Regions from separate parts of the Mus musculus genome. Here regions 1 and 2 are each linked to region 3. Evidence: chromatin contacts called from ENCODE Hi-C or POLR2A ChIA-PET data. All regions are on one chromosome and are shown on one strand. Each heading gives the region's core, a stretch centred on a gene start or an enhancer-like site at or near the end of the contact. The rest is flanking DNA. Distances are from core to core; before and after follow the strand shown.

Region 1 (2,700 bases), core at 75-2,574, 45 kb after region 3:
TTAATGGGGTTTCTTTATGTAGCCTTGGCTGTCCTGGAACTCACTCTGTAGACCAGACTGGCCTTGAACTCACAGAGATACCTAGGGTTTTCAACAGCATCGTTCAGCATCCGGGCCTCCTTCAGAATGGATGCTGGGTGGCAAGGTCAGGAACAGGGCTATCTGTGACAGAACTAGTGCAGGAGTTCAACTCAGATAAGGGACCTTGGGCCTCCATCATAGTGGCATGTGTGTTTCCTGAGGGCTTGGGAGTGGGGTGTGCAGGAAAGAGGACTCTCAACAGCAAGATTGTCCTAAACAAAAGGAAAGCTACTGCCATCTACAGAGACAGAGAAGGCTCAAAGACAGCCTCTCTGATTTCCCTGCTATTTCGATTCATTTGATGATTTTGATGGACGAGACGAACCTAGTCATATCTGGTCTGTGGGCGTTCAAATGGGAAAGTCAACCCCCTTTAAGTAGGAAAGCCAGGAAAAGAAAAAAAAAAAAAATGCCTGGAGACATTCGGGTTTCTACACTAGCACTCCTAGGGCAGACATGCCCACTTCCCGACTTTTCCATGAAAAAGCATTAGAGGTGCGCGTGTCTGTGAAAGATGGAATGTTACAAAGTGGCCCCAGAGAAACTTTTCTGGAGAGAAAGCGCTTGGTGAGCACATTAAAGGGCCGGTTTTGGCCCTCTTCCACTTCCTGCCCTTCGGCGTGGTTTCGCAGCAGAAGCACAGAAAGGTATCCAATGGACACCTCAAGAACAAGCCAGATGCGACGCACATCCGGCGAACACGCGGGCTTCATACGAGCTGACGCTGCAGGCTCAACCCCGCCGGCAACCTCCCAAAACCCACTCCTAGCTCAACTTTCACAATGACAACAACTGGCGTATCGGGCCGCCCCTAAGCAAGCATTCTCTTTTATGACTACCCATGCACCCCAGGACTGAGGCTTCCCCCCCGCCCCCCATCTCCCTTCAACTCCCCACATCCTCCCACTACGGATCAAAGGAAGGATCAACTCAAGTCGCGCGAACACCGCTGATCATGCGCCACAAAAAAAAAAAAAAAAAAAAGATCGGTAGGGTTGGGCGACCCAAAGATTCTCCCTCCTCTTTCCATTGGTTCCAGTCGCCCAGCTCGCCTCCCCTCCTAGCGAAAGGCTGCCGCCCTGGTGCGCTTGCGCATGCGCGTCGTTCTCGTGGCGCACTGAGCAGGCGCAGCCGCAGGCCCGCCGGAGCGGGGCGGGTGTAGCGGCGCGCGCAGCCTCCCGGCGCTGGGCTCCCTTCTGCCGGTCCCGCCCTCCGTCGCGGCGGCGCGGTGCACGCTGGGATAGGGAGCGATCTCCGAGCGAGGCGGCAAGATGGACGCGGGATTCTTCCGCGTAAGTCCGAGCGCGGGGATCCGGGGAGAGGCGAGAGGCTTGTTTGTAAGACCCGAGGGGGAGGCGCTCAAAATCCCGGACAGGACGGCCCGCGGAGGAAGGCCTTAGAGACCCCGAGGGGGTTCGTGGGCAGCGTCCCCCGGCCTCGGCGTTGCGGCCGAGACCGGTGCGCCCCTGCGCAGTCTCCTCCTCCGGGATCGTCCCCCCCTACGCGGCGGTGGCGGTGGCCGGAAAATGGCGGCGGGAATGGGCTGGAGCCGAACCTCACCGGCCGCCTGGCGAGGCCCTGTAGGCCGGGCGCCGCGCCGGCCGCCCGGGCTCGGGGCCTAGCGGAGCCTCAAGGAGGAAGTCTTTAGGGGGAGGCCGGTGGGAAGCCCGGGGCGGCTGCGGGGTACCGGTTGTATGGTTTGGGGCTCCGTCCTGAGAGGTGTTTGAGGAAAGGGGCCTTATTATTTTTTTTTTTTAGTGGCAGCTTTGGAGAAAATGGGTGCCCCCCCCCCAAACCCCGACGTACAGCGTCCACCCTCTGGGTCTTAAGCTTTCCCGGCGGCGCAGGGTCAGAGTTCGTGAGCGCTCCCGCCCAATTTGATAGCTCTTCGGGGAGGGGAGCTTAGATAATTTGTAGTTGGAACATTTGAATCGGAGGCTTTTGGAGTGAACGGTGTGTGCGAGGGTGGAGACAGATTACGGTTGTGACTCCGTCGCGCTTCCCGCTCTTCGCTAGCACCCTTTCCCAGCGGCCCATGTCCAGGCAGGGGACGTTACCTTGGAGGTGGTACATAGATCCCACACAGTAAGGCAGTTTATTAGGTCCACTTTGGAAGGAAAGTAGCTACAGGTCGAGATCTAGATGTATGGGAACGTACACTTGTGGGATTAAAAGTAGCAACAAACCCTTTAGGAATCGCTGATTCTTGTAATGCAGAGTAGAACCTTGTAAGACAGCTTGGTAAAAATCCAGATACCAGCTCTCTGTCATACCACTGCTTAGAGTTTTGCATTCTCTGAATCAAGCATATAGTTTACAGTTTGTGTGCATTTTTAAAGAAAAAATTGGAAGGCGGGGGAAGGAGGAGGGAGATAATAAAGGTGCTTCTTGTATGTGGTTCATGAGAGCTTGCCTAGTATGAACAAGACACTGGGGTCTATCTCCAGCACCTCAGATACTTGCACTACAAACTAGGCACTTAACCTTTGTAGTCAGTACTCATTTCTTATGGCACCGAAGTTAACACTTAAAAACAGTCGAAGGTTTCTTTCACTTGTCAATTGTCTCTTTTTCTCCCCCCACCCCCTTCAGTTTTTGTTTTGCCTTTTCAGGAAGTGG
Region 2 (2,700 bases), core at 153-2,652, 41 kb before region 3:
TGGGGGTAGGGGGGTAGAGGCAGGCGGATTTCTGAGTTGGAGGCCAGCCTGGTCTACAAAGTGAGTTCCAGGACAGCCAGGGCTACACAGAGAAACCCTGTCTTGAAAAAACCAAACAGAAACAAAAACAAAAAACAAAAAAAGACAAAAAGAAAAGAAAAGAAAGCTTTGCATCTTAATGCACACTTGTAATCTCAGCACTGGGGAGCTGGGGCAGGGAGACTGCAAGTTCAAGGTCAGCCTGGAGTGCTACCTTAACAAAAAGGAAAAGTTGGCTGGAGAGATGGCCCCACAGTTAGGAGCACCTGCTGCTCTTACAGGGAACCCAGAGGGGTTCTAGCACCCACACGGCAGCCATTATCTGTAATTCCAGTTCTAGAGTATCTGATGCCCTCTTCTGGCCTCCATAGGTACTGCATGCACATTTTGTGTGTGTGTGTGTGTGTGTGTGTGTGTGTGTGTGTGTGTGTGTGTGTGTGTGTGTGTTCATATACACATACATACTGTGGTGGTTTGAATAAGAATGGCCCCCAGAGGCTCGCAGATTTGAATGCTTATTCACCGGGGAGTCATACTAATAGGAAGTGTGGCCTCGTTGGAAGAAATGTGTCACCCAGAGTGAGGTTTCAGACGCTCAAACCAGTCCAGTGTCTCTCTCTTCCTGCTGCCTGCCGAACTCCCGGCTATCTCTCCAGCACCATGTCAGCCTGCATGCCGATATGTTCCTGCCATGAAGATAATGGATTAACCGCTGGAACTGTAAGCCAGTCTCAAGTTAATGTTTTCCTTTGTAAGAGTTGTTGTGGTCATGGATTCTCTTCACAGCAATAGAACACTAAGACAAACACTCATGTCTTTTTTTTAAAATGGACATCACTACAGTCACTATTAATTAGACTTAGTAAGTGAAAAAATATCTCAAAGTAGATACAGCAAAATACAAAACATGTACTTAAAGAGATTTCAACAACTGGACAGTGGTGACCCACACCTTTAATCCCAGCACTCAGGAAGCAGAGGCAGATGGACCTCTGAGTCCAGCCTGGCCTACAGTGCAAGTTCCAGGATGGCCAAGGTTATACAGAGAAACCCTGTCTTGAAAAACAAAATAAAAGAAGCAAAACAGAACAAAACAAAAGATTTCAACAGGGAAACCACGGAGGGAAACCTTTGAACAAATGCAGTTTGTTGTACTCAGTCACGCCGCTGTAATCACTCAGTAAACTTGGGCGGTTTCCCCTGAGGAGCAGCTAGGGACAGCTCACCCATCCCCCCCATGATCCAGACACTGCTGTTGTTAGCTTTCTGTCTGTAGAAGAGGAACTGGAAAGCCTCACTCGCGGAGGATGCGGGCCCTGGGAGGGGCGGGCCCTGGGAGGGGCGGGCCCTGGGAGGGACGGGCCCTATAGGCACCTACAATGGGTCCTTCATTTCCTAAGAAGTTTGTGCAAGTTCGCGCTCTTTGTCCTGCTGTCCTCTGCCGGAACTCTGAAACAAACGTGGATGCAATAATGTAAAAGGCAGTCACCGAATGCTTAATTATACAAATGGAAGTTCTCAGGAAACCCTGAATCTACCAATTAGCTAAATAATTGCCCAGGGTGAAGTTTTAGCTCATCATTTTAAAATATTTTAAAATAAAATTTGGAACACAAGGAAGTACTGATTGGCATTAAGCAAATAGAGGGGAGGTCCAAATTGAATAATTCCAACAGTAAGTCTAATTATAAAGAGGAAATATACCCAAATATTGAAGAATGGCTAGCTCTACAGTTGACTTTAGTTTTCTTATTATCATTTGCTTTCAAATTATCTATAAAGGCCAAGTCTAATTTTGATAATAAGAACATTTAAAATATCCCAAGTCTACAGAATGCATCTCCAAACCAACATTAAAGTGGTGCCATTAAGAAACCACTGGGTATGGGCTGGAGAGATAGCTCAGTGGTTAAGAGCACTAGCTGCTCTTCCAGAGGTCCTGAGTTCAAATCCCAGCAGCCACATGGTAGCTCACAACCATCTGTGGTGCGATCTGACTCCCTCTTCTGGAGTGTCTGAAGACAGCTACAGTGTACTTATATATAATAAATAAATAATCTTAAAACAGGTGAGATAAGTTCAGTGGGTAAAAATGGCTGCTGCCAAGCTTGACAACCTGAGTTCGATTCCCGGGTCCTACAGTGTGGAAAGCATCAACTCCTGAAAGTTAATGTCTGCTCTTCATAGAGCTGCACACCATGGGATGTGCACACACATGTACACCAAAATAAATAAGTGAATATATTTATATAAATATATATAAATAAATATATATAAATCTCTGATCGCATTGGGGCTCCTCATGAGAAAACAACTGAGTCCCCAGGAAAAGTAGATACAGGGTAGGTTACCAGGGAGACAGGTTCATTTCAGGAGCTTTATCTAAAGTATGTAGTGGATCATGAATTTAAGCAGGTAGCACAGGCAGGTAGTTGGGGGATAAAGGGTGGAGGTGGTGTGGTTGGGGCAGTTTTGATTTGTAGAGTTCAAGCAGTCCAGCTTCCACCCAGCCTTCCAGCTTCCTTTCTCAGTGCTCTCTCTCTCTCTCTCTCTCTCTCTCTCTCTCTCTCTCTCTTACTCTCTCTTACACATACACACACACACACACACACCCCAGCAGTGGCAGCAGTAGCAGCAGTAGCAGCAGCAGCTTCCTCCTTC
Region 3 (2,700 bases), core at 112-2,611:
GTGTCAACAAACCCACGACGGAGTTTCCTATCAAAGTACAAGTAACTCTTCCATGGCTCTTGCTCCTTCGCCCGCTTGCTGTGTGAGACTGAGTAACTGCTAGATCCTTGGACTTCCATTCACAGCTGCGATTGAACCATTGTTGGGAATTGCGCTGCCAACTGTAAGTCATCAATAAATTCTTTTACTATATAGAGACTATCCGTAAGTTCTGTGACTCTAGAGAACCCTGACTAATACAGAAGTTGCTTCACACTGAGCCATGGAAGCAACTCAGGGGCGCTCGGTCCAGACCCAGTCACTTCCTGGCTCTACTCCCAGTCTGCCACTTTACCTTCTGGGGACCTGAGGCCCACCTTGTCTTCCTGGTACTTCATTTCCCTGTTTATACAAGGATCTCTTAAATCTGGTTGTGAGCCTACCGTGTGCTGGAGAGACCGTGTGGCACCCGGAGACCGTGAAGATGCGCACAGCCTAGTTGAAAGTGGGAGTGCTGTTTTTTATTTTCGTTGGTGAAGCAATAATTCTTTTTTTTAAAAAAAGATTTTATTTATTATAAATAAGTACACTGTTGCTGTCTTCAGACACACCAGAAGAGGGCGTCAGATCTCATTACAGGTGGCTGTGAGCCACCATTTGGTTGCTGGGATTTGAACTTCGGAATAGCAGTCAGTGCTCTTAACCGCTGAACCATCTCACCAGCCCAATAATTCTTTTTTTAAATTTTGTGTGTGCATGTGTTCATGTGGGAGGGGATGGAGTTAGAAGCAATCGTGCCTTTCCTGATGTGGGTGCTGGGAACTGAACTTATGTTAAGCTCATCTTCTAAGCCCACCCCACCCTCCGTGCTAACTTTTAGGCAGGAAACAGGGAATTTTCTCACGCTTGCTAGGCAAGCACTTTACCCACTGACCCATGCTAGCTGAAACGTACTATGTTTTCGGAGCCAGCCTTGAACTTGCAGCAATCCCCTTGCCTCTGCTGCCTGTGTACTACTAGAAAATTAGTTTCTAATCACGCTCAGGAGGAATTTCTGTCACCTGTAAACTGCCAGTCCTCTGGTCCTCGGATCCCACAGCTGGTCCACACTTTCACTCCATCAGCTCGCTTCATCCGATTCAGCTCTCCGTCAACGCGAGGTCCCTTCCTCCTCTTTTGTCTTCTCACAATTCCAACCTGGAAGAAGTGGGTGCGGGGGGGTGCCAGACCTGAAGTCCCCTGAGCGGCAGGAGGAGAGAGCGACGTGGGGACACTGCGGGCGGGGCGGGAGCGCTGGGCAGGTGATGGGGGAGGGTGGTCACTAGTTGGGAGGGATGGGGCGGGACAGGACCCGGAGGCGACAGCGGCGGCTGCAAGAGGCGGGGCTGGGGTGTGGAGCAGGTAGGGCGCAGGGCACGGAACGCGGGGGCTTGGAAGGACAGCGCACAGGGGCTCAGGCCCGCGGAAGATAGCTCTCCGGACCCCCAGGGGTCCCCAGCCTGGCGCGCGCCTTGGCGTGAGCCGGTAGCTGAAAGGTCAGCAACATCTCCCGGTTGTCTGCAGACACCGGTGCACAGAGGTGTTCAGGGTGCAAGCTGAGAAGCACCCCGAAGCTGGGTGCATTCGGGGCTACATCTCTGGCATGCGGAAAGCTGGTGGTTTCCTTGTCCGCTCCTACGAAGTCACAGGGAGCGACCTGGACTCCCGGAAGAAAAGCCTACGAGAGGTAGGAGCCTTGAACTCCCCTCCCCCTCGGGTCCTGAGCTCTCCTGGTTTATAAACTGGGCATCCAGGAGAGCACGCTCCTTCCGAGGCCCCAGGAGCTGTGCAGTCCAATGAGACCAGCACCCGGAAAAGGGGCCCGGGCTCGTACCAGAGTCAATAAGCGAGATGTTGAATCAGCCGCTCCTTGATAGTGGGAGATTCCAGTCCCGGGTACCTTGAGGTGGAAGGAAATGGATTCCTGCCTCCAAAGGGGCTGGGTGGGGAAGCTCTGGGGTGCGGGAGGAAGATTCTTCTTGGAAGAGGGGTTGGGGGATTTGAGAAGCTGCGAAAGGAGCAAAGAAGCCGGAGTGGAGTGGTACCCAATCCGAGTCTCCGCCTCGGCCTGGCTGGCTGTCGCCTTGAGGCAGCCTCTTCTTACCAATTCGGTTTCTTGTACCTAAGTGAAACTTTCTTGTATCTAAACGAACCGGTGATTTGATTTTATGTAAGCTATTCCTTTTTGCCAGACTGGCTCCTTGGGGCCAGGGACTGTGTCTGGTTCACAATTGCCTCACCAGCTCCAGTAAAGCTGGGCTCGTAGTTAAACCAGGGGCTTAAGAGTGGCAGCAGCATTGTGGAGCGTGGTGGCGCACACCTTTAATCCCAGCACTTGGGAGGCAGAGGCAAGCGGATTTCTGAGTTTGAGGCCAGCCTGGTCTACAAAGTGAGTTCCAGGACAGCCAGGGCTACACAGAGAAACCCTGTCTCGAAAAACCAAAACAAAAAACAAAACAAAACAAAAAAGAGTGGCAGCATCGGGTGGAGCTGGGCACCTCCTGGTGTGTGTGGTGAGCAGGCACAGGCGGCTGAGCTGGGCTTGAAGATAGGCTCCCCTGGTCTCTGTGGTTGGGATTGCCCACCTAATTCCTAATTCTCCAACTGGACTCATATCACCACCTGAACTGTAGCTCAGGCTGGACACAGGCTTGTATATAACAGCAGTAAACACTATCCCGA

What was found. Hi-C counts contacts between places; a loop is a spot of excess contacts on that map. ChIA-PET counts read pairs that join two places held with the same protein, here RNA polymerase II (POLR2A).
Region 1: POLR2A ChIA-PET joins it to region 3 with 11 read pairs in embryonic stem cell. The contact joins the promoter of Srrm1 here to the promoter of Ncmap in region 3. A Hi-C loop is called at or near these places in 2 of 37 maps with a recorded cell type or tissue (T-helper 17 cell and adrenal gland). POLR2A ChIA-PET finds 5 or more read pairs at or near these places in 4 of 5 experiments (Patski and embryonic stem cell).
Region 2: a map of T-helper 17 cell shows a loop between it and region 3 (1.9-fold over the local background). The contact joins the enhancer-like site here to the promoter of Ncmap in region 3. A Hi-C loop is called at or near these places in 1 of 37 maps with a recorded cell type or tissue (T-helper 17 cell). POLR2A ChIA-PET finds 5 or more read pairs at or near these places in 2 of 5 experiments (both embryonic stem cell).

The regions. Positions count from the first base shown.
Region 1 is chr4:135,351,770-135,354,469 of GRCm38, reverse strand. Srrm1 (serine/arginine repetitive matrix 1) reads left to right here and starts at 1,324. Exons shown (of 18, transcript NM_016799.4): 1 at 1,324-1,373. The coding sequence starts at 1,353.
Region 2 is chr4:135,438,058-135,440,757 of GRCm38, reverse strand. No RefSeq gene overlaps it. Among named protein-coding and RNA genes, the nearest start is that of Rcan3, 5.6 kb to the right of the region's middle. Within about 2 kb of position 1,402, at least 1 of the 3 ENCODE cell types and tissues checked has a DNase peak (open chromatin) inside an H3K27ac peak, as active enhancers do.
Region 3 is chr4:135,396,888-135,399,587 of GRCm38, reverse strand. Ncmap (noncompact myelin associated protein) reads left to right here and starts at 1,361. Exons shown (of 5, transcript NM_145555.2): 1 at 1,361-1,705.